Regions from separate parts of the Homo sapiens genome. Here regions 1, 2 and 3 are each linked to region 4. Evidence: chromatin contacts called from ENCODE Hi-C or POLR2A ChIA-PET data. All regions are on one chromosome and are shown on one strand. Each heading gives the region's core, a stretch centred on a gene start or an enhancer-like site at or near the end of the contact. The rest is flanking DNA. Distances are from core to core; before and after follow the strand shown. Region 1 holds the start of SAP30BP (SAP30 binding protein). Region 2 overlaps SAP30BP (SAP30 binding protein). Region 3 holds the start of WBP2 (WW domain binding protein 2). Region 4 holds the start of NT5C (5', 3'-nucleotidase, cytosolic).

The links. Hi-C counts contacts between places; a loop is a spot of excess contacts on that map. ChIA-PET counts read pairs that join two places held with the same protein, here RNA polymerase II (POLR2A). Pooled maps may share reads with other maps.
Region 1: a pooled map shows a loop between it and region 4 (4-fold over the local background). The contact joins the promoter of SAP30BP here to the promoter of NT5C in region 4. A Hi-C loop is called at or near these places in 2 of 50 pooled maps. POLR2A ChIA-PET finds 5 or more read pairs at or near these places in 2 of 52 experiments (GM10248 and T-cell).
Region 2: a loop to region 4 is called in a pooled map, with 2.6 times the contacts of the local background. The contact joins the enhancer-like site here to the promoter of NT5C in region 4. A Hi-C loop is called at or near these places in 1 of 50 pooled maps. POLR2A ChIA-PET finds 5 or more read pairs at or near these places in 3 of 52 experiments (HepG2, T-cell and activated B cell).
Region 3: a loop to region 4 is called in a pooled map, with 3 times the contacts of the local background. The contact joins the promoter of WBP2 here to the promoter of NT5C in region 4. A Hi-C loop is called at or near these places in 1 of 50 pooled maps. POLR2A ChIA-PET finds 5 or more read pairs at or near these places in 4 of 52 experiments (GM10248, HEK293, MCF 10A and 1 more).

The regions. Positions count from the first base shown.
Region 1 is chr17:75,665,975-75,668,912 of GRCh38, reverse strand. It overlaps SAP30BP (SAP30 binding protein), which reads right to left and starts at 1,575. Exons shown (of 11, transcript NM_013260.8): 1 at 1,435-1,575; 2 at 288-397. The coding sequence starts at 1,540. RECQL5 (RecQ like helicase 5) reads left to right here and starts at 1,759. Exons shown (of 20, transcript NM_004259.7): 1 at 1,759-1,869; 2 at 2,342-2,485. The coding sequence starts at 2,356. RefSeq lists enhancers at 1,334-1,583, 1,754-1,853, 1,435-2,634.
Region 2 is chr17:75,686,619-75,689,665 of GRCh38, reverse strand. All of the region lies in intron 3 of SAP30BP (SAP30 binding protein), which reads right to left. Among named protein-coding and RNA genes, the nearest start is that of SAP30BP-AS1, 3.3 kb to the right of the region's middle. RefSeq lists enhancers at 530-1,029, 1,030-1,531. Within about 2 kb of position 1,290, at least 14 of the 41 ENCODE cell types and tissues checked have a DNase peak (open chromatin) inside an H3K27ac peak, as active enhancers do.
Region 3 is chr17:75,853,919-75,857,211 of GRCh38, reverse strand. WBP2 (WW domain binding protein 2) reads left to right here and starts at 1,877. Exons shown (of 8, transcript NM_012478.4): 1 at 1,877-1,973. The coding sequence starts at 1,915. RefSeq lists enhancers at 258-1,053, 1,662-1,791 and a silencer at 1,122-1,291.
Region 4 is chr17:75,130,406-75,133,645 of GRCh38, reverse strand. NT5C (5', 3'-nucleotidase, cytosolic) reads left to right here and starts at 1,904. Exons shown (of 5, transcript NM_014595.3): 1 at 1,904-2,112; 2 at 2,365-2,465; 3 at 2,541-2,601; 4 at 2,779-2,893; 5 at 3,004-3,240. The coding sequence starts at 1,939. The coding sequence ends at 3,158. RefSeq lists silencers at 1,742-2,311, 2,681-2,885 and an enhancer at 2,922-3,011.

The sequences.
Region 1 (2,938 bases), core at 326-2,825, 540 kb before region 4:
AACAGGGAAAAATCAACATAAAACACCCATTGATATCTGGGTTAAATAAAATAATCCACTATCTTTTCCCCCAAATTTCAATTCAAAGATTAATAAAAAATGATCCATGTGAAAATACATTTTCAAACAGATCTGATATCCAATCCAGTTTCTTCCACTAATACTAAAACAAAACGGGAGAGCAAGGGATGGAGCTAACCATGAAATGGAACACTGTTGGCACAGTTCCAAAATCTGACAAATGAAATTGTGCTTTCAGTAGCTCTGGATCTGGGAGATTTACCTACCGACTGTCTACTGTTCTCATCTTCTTCTTCTTCATAACCATCTTCATCACCCCCTAGACGAGAAAAGTCATCCTCCCCATAGGCATCAGATACCAATCCGCCTTTCTCCTCTGAAAGGTTAAAAAACAAACAAACAAACAAAAAGCAAGAAAAAAAAAACAAGAGTTACAATGTAAGAAAAAATGTCCAGAGATTTGAGTGGCCAAGACTATCTCTGAAGATACAAAGGGAACCTAAATCTCATGTTAAGTTACAATAGGCCCAGATTCGGCTCTCTGAGAAGGCCAGCATTTACTGAATAAAATCATTAAAAGGTCAGGGAACAAAACCGAGTACTAAATTCTGTTTCTAATGCTATAAACACTAGATAAACACTAAAGTGTTTATAGGAAACCATCAGAGAACTTTCTGACTGGAAGAGACCACACAAAATCACAAAACATGGAAGTACCTAACCTAATCCAATCCCCTTCACTTTCCAGATGAGGAAGCTAAGGTCCTGATATGTTGTTAGGTAACTTGTTCTTTATTCTCCCAAAGGAATCTGTTTCCATTATCTAACATTGTGCTTCTCAACCTGAGGAGGAGAACATCACCGTTAGGCTTTAAAAACTCACAAAATAAGAAAAATCACCTGGGATCCTTAAAAAGTTCACAAATGCCCACATCCTACCCCAGTTCTACCGAATTAGGTTCTCTCACTTTGGGCATCAGATACGTTTGTTTTTAAAAGCTCCAAGATGTGTTTAGGGCACATTCCTAACTAAAAGTTATAAAGTTAACGAACACAATCTTTACCATCTTCCACGTATGTTTTACTTATCGCTCTCCCTCATCAAACAACGAGCCCAGGGGAAACAGGCAGTGGCTGAGCAGCCGCTCCCTCTTCGTCCATCCCTCTGTCTATCACTATAGCCGGCACGGAGTCTTTCAGTAAGTTTAGGCAAATTAATCGAAATAACGGGAAGGAGATTCTTCATTCTTAGTCCACAGTCTCTAATGCTCTATCTCACCCCGGACCCTGGACCATTCTTCGGGGTCCGGTGCTTGGAGCACAATGACCATCTTGTTCCCTCCCGCCCAGCGAGGGTACAGCATTCCGGGCAGACACCCGATTCCCCCTTCCAGCTTCGCACTTGGGCCTTACCAGCCGCGCTGCCCACCGCCTCGATTCCAGCCTCGCCATCAGACTCGGGCTCTGAATCTTCCGCGTAAACTGCGAGAGACGACAGAACATTCTTCTTCCCCGCCATCTTATTCCCACAGCCCGGGCGTGGCTCACTCCTATGACTCAAGACGCCGACTTCCGGGCGGAAAGGCAGGTTCTTTCGGATCCCAGGAGACCCCCGCGCCACACTGGAAACCAATCAAAACGGCAGTTTCCTGCGCCTGGCTCCGCCCTCATGCCAGCGCTCGCGCTACGTCATCACTGCGCGACGGATATAAGATTGCGTGGGTTCTGCCTAAAGCTGAATTCCCAGCGCTTTGGCTTCTCTGAGTTGGGGTTGTGTATAGGGGTCTTCGAACAGTTCCGGAACCAGCCAGCAGCCTTTAATTCTTGGGCGGACCACGGCCGGTTCTGATATCTTAGGGTGAAGAGAGGGAGGTGTCGGCCAGCCAAGAGAGAAAATTGCGGATCTTGGGCTCAGGAAGACGGGAGAAGGGGTTCGGGGTCCCGGGGTGGAAGAACGGTCGTCGTGGTTGCGCTTATAGAAGTAGGAGCAGGTGGTGGATCTTAGGAAAACGGTTCCCCGTTCTCCAAGCTGTTCTGAAGACATTTATGTTTCTTCTCTTGATCTGATTTCTAGCTCTGTGCTATACCGTGGCCTGGAATAGTTCAATGTTTTCATTTTCATTGAGCGTAAAAGTGGAGATGTTAATTACTGAGGAATGTATTGCTTGAGGCAGTTCACCTTCAGCTTTATTACTTAAAAATAATACATTATTTAAGTGTAATATAGCAAATTGTTACAGAAAAATAATCTGTATTTTTAATGCAAAACAGAGGGTTCTCGTGGCAACCTTTTACTACCTTTGCCTTAACCTTTGGCCACTGTTCTTGGCTAAGATGAGCAGCCACCATACCACCTTTCCTTTTGACCCTGAGCGGCGAGTCCGGAGTACGCTGAAGAAGGTCTTTGGGTTTGACTCTTTTAAGACGCCTTTACAGGAGAGTGCGACCATGGCTGTAGTAAAAGGTAACATTACCAAGCTACCTTCCTTTAAATTTATGCTGGCTATACCATAACGCTGCGGCAGAACACCCTCCTCCTCACCCTTCGTACTGCCTCACCTTTGGTCCATAACTGGATTTGGAAATCTTTAGAGTTGTCAAAGCTTGTAGTTTCGTTTATTTGTTTTAATTAGAGATGGGGTCTTGGCATGTTGCTCAGGCTGGTCTCCAAATCCTGGGCTCAGGCAATCCTCCCACCTCGGCCTCCCAAGGTGCTGGGATTACAAGCATGAGCCACCACGCCCGGCCCAAAGCTTGTAGTTTTAGTGGCAGAACCACCCAGCTGGTCTATATTTCATAGCTAGATTTACACATGGTCTTTGAAAACACTTCAGATTCTCATTATTGTTCGTTTGTACACACAAACGAACAGCAACAGTGAGGGTGGTAGGAATAACTTAACTCGGTCACTGGCCTC
Region 2 (3,047 bases), core at 41-2,540, 560 kb before region 4:
CAGGTAGAAATTCTCAGTTGGTTAAAGTAATGAGCTCATCCTGGATGTCTAGTCACCAGGCATCTGTCTACATCAGCCAGAGGGCATGGAACCCGCAGCCCAGAGACATGAGCAACAACACACAGCCAGAACAGGCTGAGGGCTTTTCACCCAGTTCCTAAGGAAGGTGAAAACAAAGCACCTCACCTAGGAAAGGAAGGCTGCTCCTGGGAGAAAAGACTAGGCCCACCTCTTCAGCCCCCTCATTCAATTCCAATCAAGACACAAGGAAAAACAGGCTGGGGGAGTTGGGAGGCTGAGGTGCGCAGATCACTTGAGGCCAGGAGTTTGGGACCAGCCTGGACAACATGGTAAAACCTCCTCTCCACTAAAAATACAAAAATTAGCCGGGCATGGTGGTGCATGCCTGTAATCCCAGCTACTTGAGAGGTGGAGGTTGCAGTGAGCCGAGATTGCGCCACTGCACTCCAGCCTGAAAGAGCAAGATTGTCTCCAAAAAAAAAAAAAAAAGATACAAGGAAAAACGAAAAGACAAAAACAAAAGCCAAGTTAGAAAACAGAAAGGAGGAAAGAGGAAGTATGGTTTAAACGCTGAGCTGGTGGAGGACACCAATCTGAGCCGAGGTCTCCTCCTCTGCCTGCACCCCTCATCCACCCAGACCCCACCTGAGACTAAAGGCCCAACAACCAGAGCAGGAGGCGGCTGCGGCACACTGGGCGCTGTCCCTGGAGAAGAATAGTGATCTCAACCTGCCAATTTGGTTTCTTAACCAACTGTGACTGAGACTTGGAAGATGCAACTGTAGGTCAGTGGCAGGGGCCTGGTTCTCAAGAATTACAGAACCTGGAATATGGTTCCTCCTGCAGAGAATACAAAAGTCCAGCCATTGATGAAGCTGACTGGAGCGCAGGAAGGAAGTAACAACAATATAGACCCACGAAACTGGACAAGCTGCCATTTGAGCTGGGAGGATTTACTCAGCAGAGAAGTACCAAGTCCTGAGTAAGAGAATGGAGGTTTATTTACAGCCAACAATGCTTCCTCAATCCTTCCTGGAACCGGCCCCACAAAGCTCCAGTGTCAAACTTGAGTTCCACAAAGGCAGCCGCCAGCATCTAGATCCCACCAAATCTAAACGTCATGTTTTCTTTCCAGCTTCGGGAGTAGCGGGCACAGAGAAAGCACTCTGAACAGGGGCACAGGGCAGCCAGCCCCGAGGCCACAGGCAAGAATGCTACAGACTGGGGGTTTCCTGTTGGGCAATGTAATCTTGCATCTTACAAGTACGTGGCAGCTAGGGAGGCAGATTAGTAAAATGACTCCTTTCAAACCTTTATTCTCTCAGACCTGGGACAGCCCATGGCCTGATGAGATCTCACTTCACGAGCACAATAGCTCCTTAAAAACAGATCCTCACTGTGGCCCACGAGCCTTGAGGATTCCCTGCTGCCCATTTCAGCCTCTTCCTCCCCTTTCTGCACCCAGGATCTTTGCAATGCCTGCTCCCTGAAATCACCTTCTCCCCACTCCTGCCTAGAAAGCCCCGTGTAGGCCTCAGCCCAGCCCAGGGAAGCCTTCCTCTACCCTCATGCTCACCTGGCCGATGAAGACAAACTACTCTACTCTGTGTACTCACAAAAATCACCAAGTCTAATAGTCAGCCTGGTCCACAGAAGGTGCTCAAGCACTGACCTCTCTCTGTCTCTCTCACACACACACACACACACACACACACACACACACACACCCCAAACACTGTCAGTTTGTCTTCTGTCAAGTTTAGGTTCCACACCTACCTTCAGCTGTTATGTTTTAACTTCAGACTCCCAGCCTGGTCAACTCCACAGTGAGTTTCATGTGTAGATTCACTAGAAATGTCAGACGGACAGGCAGCAGAAGAGCAGCTAACAAAAGGGCTAGGCTTGCAATAAAAGTCTGCCAAGGGGCAGGAGAAGGTGGGGAGGGGACACCAACGCTGAATTACAAAAAAATTTCAAACCCAATTCTTTGTTCATCTTTCTGCATCATCTTTTTTTTTTTTTTTTTCCTGAGACAGGGTCTCACTCTGTCACACAGGCTGGAGTACACTGGCGCAATCATAGCTCATTGCAGCCTTGACCTCCTGGGCTCAAGCAATTCTCTTGCCTCAGCCTCCCAAGTAGCTGGGATTACAGGCATGCACCACCATGGCTGGCTAATTTTTAAATTTTTTGTAGAGATGGGGTCTCACTATGTTGCCCAGGCTGCTCTTGAACTCGTAGGCTCAAGCAATCCTCCTGCCACAGCCTCCCAAAATGCTGGGATTACAGGTGTGAGCCACCACATCTGGCCCTGCATCCTCTTTCCGAACACTGGGCCTAATGCTCCTAAATCCTAAGACAAAAATAATTACTGTATAGTTAATTCATTTATTTTTTCCACAGATAATTTATTGAGCATGATTTATACACCAAGCAATGGGCCAAGCATTGAGGATAAAATATGAAAACTCAATCTAGGGGAATAAGTTTAGGTATTATGCTAAGCTCTTCAATTAAGAATCTCATTTTTCACAACAGTCCCATGAAACTGTGCTCTTAACCATCAGGCAATACAGCTGCTTCAGAACAACTGCTATGCCATCCTCCAGAAACCCTCTTGTGGAGGCATCAAAGTAATAGTCAAAACAAGGTTTTCTGAGATCAATGTGAGTCACTTCAGGTTGCCAAGAAAGCAACAATGCTGGATTACCTTTATAAAATACCTCCAAGTTCCAGAATAAAATGATGTTGGTTTGACAGAGACATGGTTGGGGGCTAGGAGTGAGAGCTGTCAACAGCTCAGCAAAGCCTCCAAACCCAATGCTGCATGGGAACATCCCACCCCAGAGGCCAGATGCCAGCCACCCCCACTGGAGAGCCCTGGAGAAAGCCCATTGCTAGCACATTTCCTTTAGTTGTATCCTGTCGGCCAGGACTGAGCCACTGCCGTGGGCACACTGCCTGCCTGGGAATGGAAACACTCAATTTATCAGAAAAATGGGCGGAAGTTGGTGGGGCCCTCTGGG
Region 3 (3,293 bases), core at 628-3,127, 720 kb before region 4:
AAATTTACATATTATTTATTTATTTTTATTTTATTTTATTTTGAGATGGAGTCTCACTCTGTCACCCAGGCTGGAGTGCAGTGGCGCAATCTCAGATCACTGCAAGCTCTGCCTCCCGGGTTCACGCCATTCTCCTGCCTCAGCCTCCCAAGTAGCTGGGACTACAGCCGCCCGCCACCACGTCCGGCTAATTTTTTTTTTTTTTTTGTATTTTTAATAAGGGGTTTCACTCTGTTAGCCAGGATGGTCTCGATCTCCTGACCTCGTGATCCGCCCGCCTCGGCCTCCCAGAGTGCTGGGATTACAGGCGTGAGCCACGCGCCCGGCCTAAATTTATATTTTAAACGCACATAGGAAAAAAAAATTAAACAGTACCAAAGAGTACAATGCATACTGACATACCGAGTCACCAATCCACCCCAAATTCCTAGACCCATGTCTCAAAAATGCCACAGACATTTTCTGATGGATCTTTGCAAAAATTTTCTATCTAGATCCTATTTTTTATACAAATACAACTATATGTATACAGCATTCTGTGCTTAATAACCCTTGATGATCTTCCCATATCAGCACATAGTCTGACTTAATTCTTTTTAAAGACTGCAGAGATTGCAGGCGCCAAAATACATCTAACCATTGGGGCAGATTTCATTATGACTATCCTTAACCCACTGTACTTGTCCCGCAAGGTCCAACCTGGTATTGCACAGGACCTCACAGAACGCTGCTGTTTCCTGATCTTTTCTAGTGAGGCAGCTTTGTTTCTTCACATAGGAGACCTCCCTGGAAAGCGAAGTCAAGCAGGTGGATCTAGAGGTTGGCCACCACAGTCAGGAAAGCAGCTGTCTACTGAAAAGCAAACTCTAATTCCTTAACATTAACGAGTACCGGAACTACCACGTGGGAAGTGCAGCCCCCTCTCTCCGCCTCACGGATTCAGCTCGGAGGTGCAGGGGTTTGGTGGGGGGCGGTTAGGGAATGACAGCTGCCCCGTGGAGGACGCCCAGGGCTGGGTCACGAGCTGACAGGAGTCAGCCTTATTCTGTAAATCCTAGTTATCAGGATGCCGGTTTCGCGCCGTGCCCAGTCCCACTCAGCCTTCAGTCTTCCGGCCGGGACCCCGCTGGGCGCTAAGGGGGGAGCGGCGCCACCGCGAGGCCGGAGAGGGGGCTGCGAGGGGCGCCCGGCCGGCCTGCGAACGTGGTGGGAGCCAGGCGGGGCACACGGCCTCCCCTTCCCATGAGGGACTCTCCCCGCCCCCCGGGCTCAGCGCTGGGAGTGGTGAGATGGATGGCGGGGTGATCCGACGCCGCCAGCCCACCGCGTCCCCAAGAGCCGGGGCCTCCGGCTCAGCTAAACGCCCCAGAGTCACGCATGCGCCCCATAAACGTCTGCTGAGTGAACGAAAGCTCCCCATCCACAAGGGGACAGCTCGGCGCTCCCACGCCATGTCCAGGTCGCATTCGACCAGCAGGACTTCCCTTAACGCGCTGCCGGAGTCCCCAAGATCGCGCCCCTGCCAGGAGCGGAACTGTTTATTTCCGTCCGGCTGAAGAGGCGGGGTGGGGATGGCACAAGCCGATTGGTTACGCAAAATGTGGAACCAATTCAGGCCTATGATCCAGGAGACTACAAGTTCCAGAATGCATCCTTCCTCCAGCATAGGGACAGGCCGAGGCTGCGGGGGCGTTGCCTGCTGGGAATTGTAGTCTTCATCTTGTTTGTTGCGCAGGAGGAACTGGAAGGAGGGAGTAAACTATTACCACGTGACGTTCGGGTCAGGTGTTTGGGCCAGCCTCCGCACTCGAGCTTTGATTGGCTGACTCTAATAAGAAGACGCCACTAGGGGCGGGGCGAAGAGGGGCGCAAGCTCATTGCGTTTTGAGTCTCGGGACCCCTGTTGGAGAGACTATGGCGCTCAACAAGAATCACTCGGAGGGCGGCGGAGTGATCGTCAATAACACCGAGAGGTGAAAACACTGCGGAAGGATCCTGGAGGACCAAAGTTCGGGTGTCGAGGAAGTGGGCGGTGGGTGGTGGGTGGTGGGGAATAAGCCCCTGAAGAGGGAGCACTGATGGAGTGAGGTTGGTGGGGAACGGCTGGGGGCGGGGTTGGAGGAAGGTGGGTGGGCCGTGGGGGAGAGCCCGGGAGGTTGTGATCAGCTGGGAGGCGGGGGTGGGACGTCTGCATGGGGACCTGGTATGGGGCCCCCGGTGGGGCCTAGGGGTGATTCTTGAACCCCTTCCCAGACTTGTGATTTCAGTAGCTGGGAGGAGCCCCAAACAAAAATAATTGTCACTTATTGGATGTCTACAACGTTACTACGTGTCAGGCTCTGCGCCTTTTCTACCTTATTTAATAAATTCTGTGCAGTATAATCTACTACTGTCCACATTTCACAGGTAGGGAAAGTGGAGGGCAGAAAGGTTAAGTAACTTGCCCGAGATCGCAACTGTGTAAGTAACAGAGGTGGTAATTCCAGGAAAGGAGTCTTGACTCCAAAGTTAATAGGATTAACCACCAGCATACAGGCTTCCAGTATGTTCCAGAACTGTTCAGGTTCCCGGTAAAAAACTGAGGTCCCAGAGGTGAAATTAAACAGATGACGTTTGTCAGGTGTCTAACAGTTCCTGGCACTGTGTGGGTCCGTAGTCATTCCCTTGCCTCTCTCTTGAATGCCTGTTGGTTTGGGTCACCTCGGAAGGCAGAGCTCTCCTAATTCAAGGTTCTTTCCACTCCATCCTCCCCACCCCTTGCTCATTGCATCCTGTCTCTCCTCCAGTCTCTGCCAAGAGAAGCCTTAAATGGCCTCTGTCTCCTTTTGTTCCTTGGGTATTGAAAATCAGACCAGCCAGCCCTGGGTTGAACTATGCCGACCCTGAATTGCCTCTTGAAGGCAGAAGGAGCTTAGGAGGCACCTGAGTCCCCAAAGGAGACATCGTGGAGTCAGAGCCCTGTACCCAGCTAAGGCCAGCATCCAGCTGCCCTGTGACTTGGGAATGTTTGATGAGTCAGAGGAAAATGCCTAGAGTGACCCAGCATGCTCACTTTCCCTCTATCTTACCCGCTCAGAGTTTCATGGGCCCAGCCTGTTGCTGGTAATTCCTTCTTTTCTCTGAGCAGTACTTCTCTTCTCTTTTTTTTTTTTTTTTTTTTTTTTTTTTAGATGGAGGCTTGCTCTGTCGCCCAGGCTGGAGTGCAGTGGCACGATCTCAGCTCACTGCAACCTCCGCCTCCTGGGTTCAAGCGATTATCCTGCCTCAGCCTCCCCAGTAGTTGGCATTACAGG
Region 4 (3,240 bases), core at 655-3,154:
ATTTTTTTTTTTTTTTTGTATTTTTAGTAGAGACAGGGTTTCACCGTGTTAGCCAGGATGGTCCTGATCTCCTGACCTCATGATCCGCCCGCCTCAGCCTCCCAAAGTGCTGGGATTACAGGCGTGAGCTACCGTGCCCAGCCTCTGTTACATATATTTGGAAGCAGTGGGTTCATCAGATGGGGAACAATGGCGAGATGGGCCACTTAAATCTGTGTTTATAATTTTGGCTCTCCCCTCCCCCAACAGGGACTCCCTCTGTCACCCAGGCTGGAGTGCAGTGGCAGGATGAAGGCTGTGTAGCCTCAATTTCCTGGGCTCAAGGGTTCCTCCCACCTAAGGCTCATGAGTAGCTAGGACCACAGGCATGCGCCACCATACCCAGCTTATTGATTTGTTTATTGTAGAGACAGGGTCTCCCTGTGTTGCTCAGGCTGGTCTTGAACTCCTGGGCTCAAGCTGTCTCCCACCTGGGCCTCCCAAAGTGCTGGGATTACCAGCCTGAGCCACGGCGCCTGGCTTTATAGTTTGTAGGCAAATAGATTTGAGTGGAGTCAGGAAGTTTCATGACATCCACAAAAAGAAGAGTCAACAAAATGTATCACAGTTCAGCATGTTCTTTTTTTTTTTTTTTTTTTTTGAGAAGGAGTTTTGTTCTTGCTGCCCAGGCTGGAGGGCAATGGCATGATCTCGGCTCACCGCAACCTCTGCCTCCTGGATTCAAGAGATTCTCCTGCCTCAGCCTCCCGGGTAGCTGGGATTACAAGCATGTGCCACCACGCTAATTTTGTATTTTTAGTAGCGACAGGATTTCTCCATGTTGGTCAGGCTGGTCTTGAACTCCCGACCTCAGATGATCCGCCCGCCACGGCCTCCCAAAGTGCTGGGATTATAGGCGTGAGCCACCGCACCTGGCCCTGTTCAGCATTTTCTAGACGGGAGTAGGTAAGCGATGTCAGTTCCACATAAAGTCCTGAGGACAGTCCTGATTACCTGTGCTTGATCAAAATCATCTTTCCGGGGGAAACCACACTTGAAGCTCCCATGTTTCAAGCCAACTCTAGTGTGAATTAGTCTCTTAACGAGCTAGACTTACACAAACCAGTTAACAGATTCATTTCACTTTGTAGTCCTCGAGGGATTGTTCCTGCTCCACTGCACAGACGAAAGCAATCCACTGAGACCACGGTACTGCGGTAATAAGACTTTGGCCAGGTGCGGTGGCTCAAGCCTATAATCCCAACACTTTGGGAGGCCAAGGCAGGCAGATCACTTGAGGTCAGGAGTTTGAAACCAGCCTGACCAACATGGCGAAACCCCGTCTCTACTAAAACTACAAAAATTAGCCAGGCGTGGTGGCGGGTGCCTGTAATCCCAGCTACTCGGGAGGCTGAAGCAAGAGAATCGGTTGAACCCGGGAAGCGGAGGCTGCAGTGAGCCGAGATCGCGCCGCCACTGCGCCGCAGCCTGGGCGACAGAGCCAGACTCCGTCTCAAAATAAAAAAAAAAAAAAAGAAAAAAAGAAAAAAAATGTGGAGCTAGCCCCACGGGTTTAGGACCCTTGACTCCTCGTTAGATGCTTCCCAGTATTTCAGAGCATCCCTTTGTTGGGCCCCCGGAAGGTCGGTCCCCTACTAGTAACGTGGGGTGAACGGGGGTACGTCTGCCGTAAAGTGGGAGGCGGCTGATGGGGACAAAGGCTGGGTCCCGAAGAAGCGCAGGGTCAGAAAAGTGCCCCCCAAAGCCGTCCCTGCACCCGAACCCTAGGATGGCCTCGCGCAACCGCAGGGCCGTCGGCACTGGTTTACGACCTGGGCGGGGCGGCCCGGACACTCTATGCAAATCAGCCCGGCGGACTCCGGAAGCAGCGCTCCCTCCGCTTCCGGCCGAGCCCGCGCCCCCCAGACCCCGAGAGCTCGCAGCTCCGGCCCGGCGGCGATGGCGCGGAGCGTGCGCGTGCTGGTGGACATGGACGGCGTCCTGGCCGACTTCGAGGCCGGCCTCCTGCGGGGCTTCCGCCGCCGCTTCCCTGAGGAGCCGCACGTGCCGCTGGAGCAACGCCGCGGCTTCCTGGCCCGCGAGCAGTACCGCGCCCTGCGGCCCGACCTGGCGGTAGGGGGCGCAGGGTCCCCACCCGGGCAGGGCCCGCTCGCTCCGTTCCGGGGGTCTCCCCCTTCTCTGTGAAGGGCGCAGAGCTCTCACCCTGGAACCCGCGGGCAGCGCACCCTGGGGAGGAGCCTTTGGGCGCGTGCCCCTGACCGACGCCCCCTCCGCCCCTCTGAGCTCGGGCCCGGAGCCCCCAGGAGCCTCCCTGCGGGTCCTCGCGGGAACGGGAAGCCGGGACCCAGAACTCTTGTCTTTCAGGATAAAGTGGCCAGTGTGTACGAAGCCCCGGGCTTTTTCCTGGACCTGGAGCCCATCCCGGGAGCCTTGGACGCTGTGCGGGAGATGAACGACCTACCGGAGTAAGGAGAGAGGGGGGCGGGCGGAGTCCTGGGCGGGCTCCTGGCTCCCGGCGGTAACCGCGTCCTTCTCCGCAGCACGCAGGTCTTCATCTGCACCAGCCCCCTGCTGAAGTACCACCACTGTGTGGGTGAGAAGGTGTGGCTGCCCCGCCCCTACTCCGCACGTGGAGCTGCCTAAATCCTGATTTTAAAAAGAAACCACCAGAAACCCAGAAGGTGGGGGTGGGGGGCTCTCAAGGGCTTAGAGCCAAGTCCCTATCCCTGAATTCCGGCTTCCATCAGGCCCTACTCACAGACTGTGTTTTCTACACAGTACCGCTGGGTGGAGCAGCACCTGGGGCCCCAGTTCGTAGAACGAATTATCCTGACAAGGGACAAGACGGTGGTCTTGGGGGACCTGCTCATTGATGACAAGGACACAGTTCGAGGTTGGACCCGTTATCCTTGGCAGCCTCCAGGCCTCTGGCCTGCCCGGATTAGGGAGAGGGAGTAATAATACCCATGACAGATGGCAGCGCGCTGTCTTTCACTGTCCTAGGCCAGGAGGAGACCCCAAGCTGGGAGCACATCTTGTTCACCTGCTGCCACAATCGGCACCTGGTCCTGCCCCCGACAAGGAGACGGCTGCTCTCCTGGAGTGACAACTGGAGGGAGATCTTAGATAGCAAGCGCGGAGCTGCGCAGCGGGAATGAGCGGGGATGCCGCGGGCAGCAGCTGGAGCTAAAGGAAGGGCAGGCCCACAGGGGCCACCGCAGAGCCGAGTCGGGGCGGCAT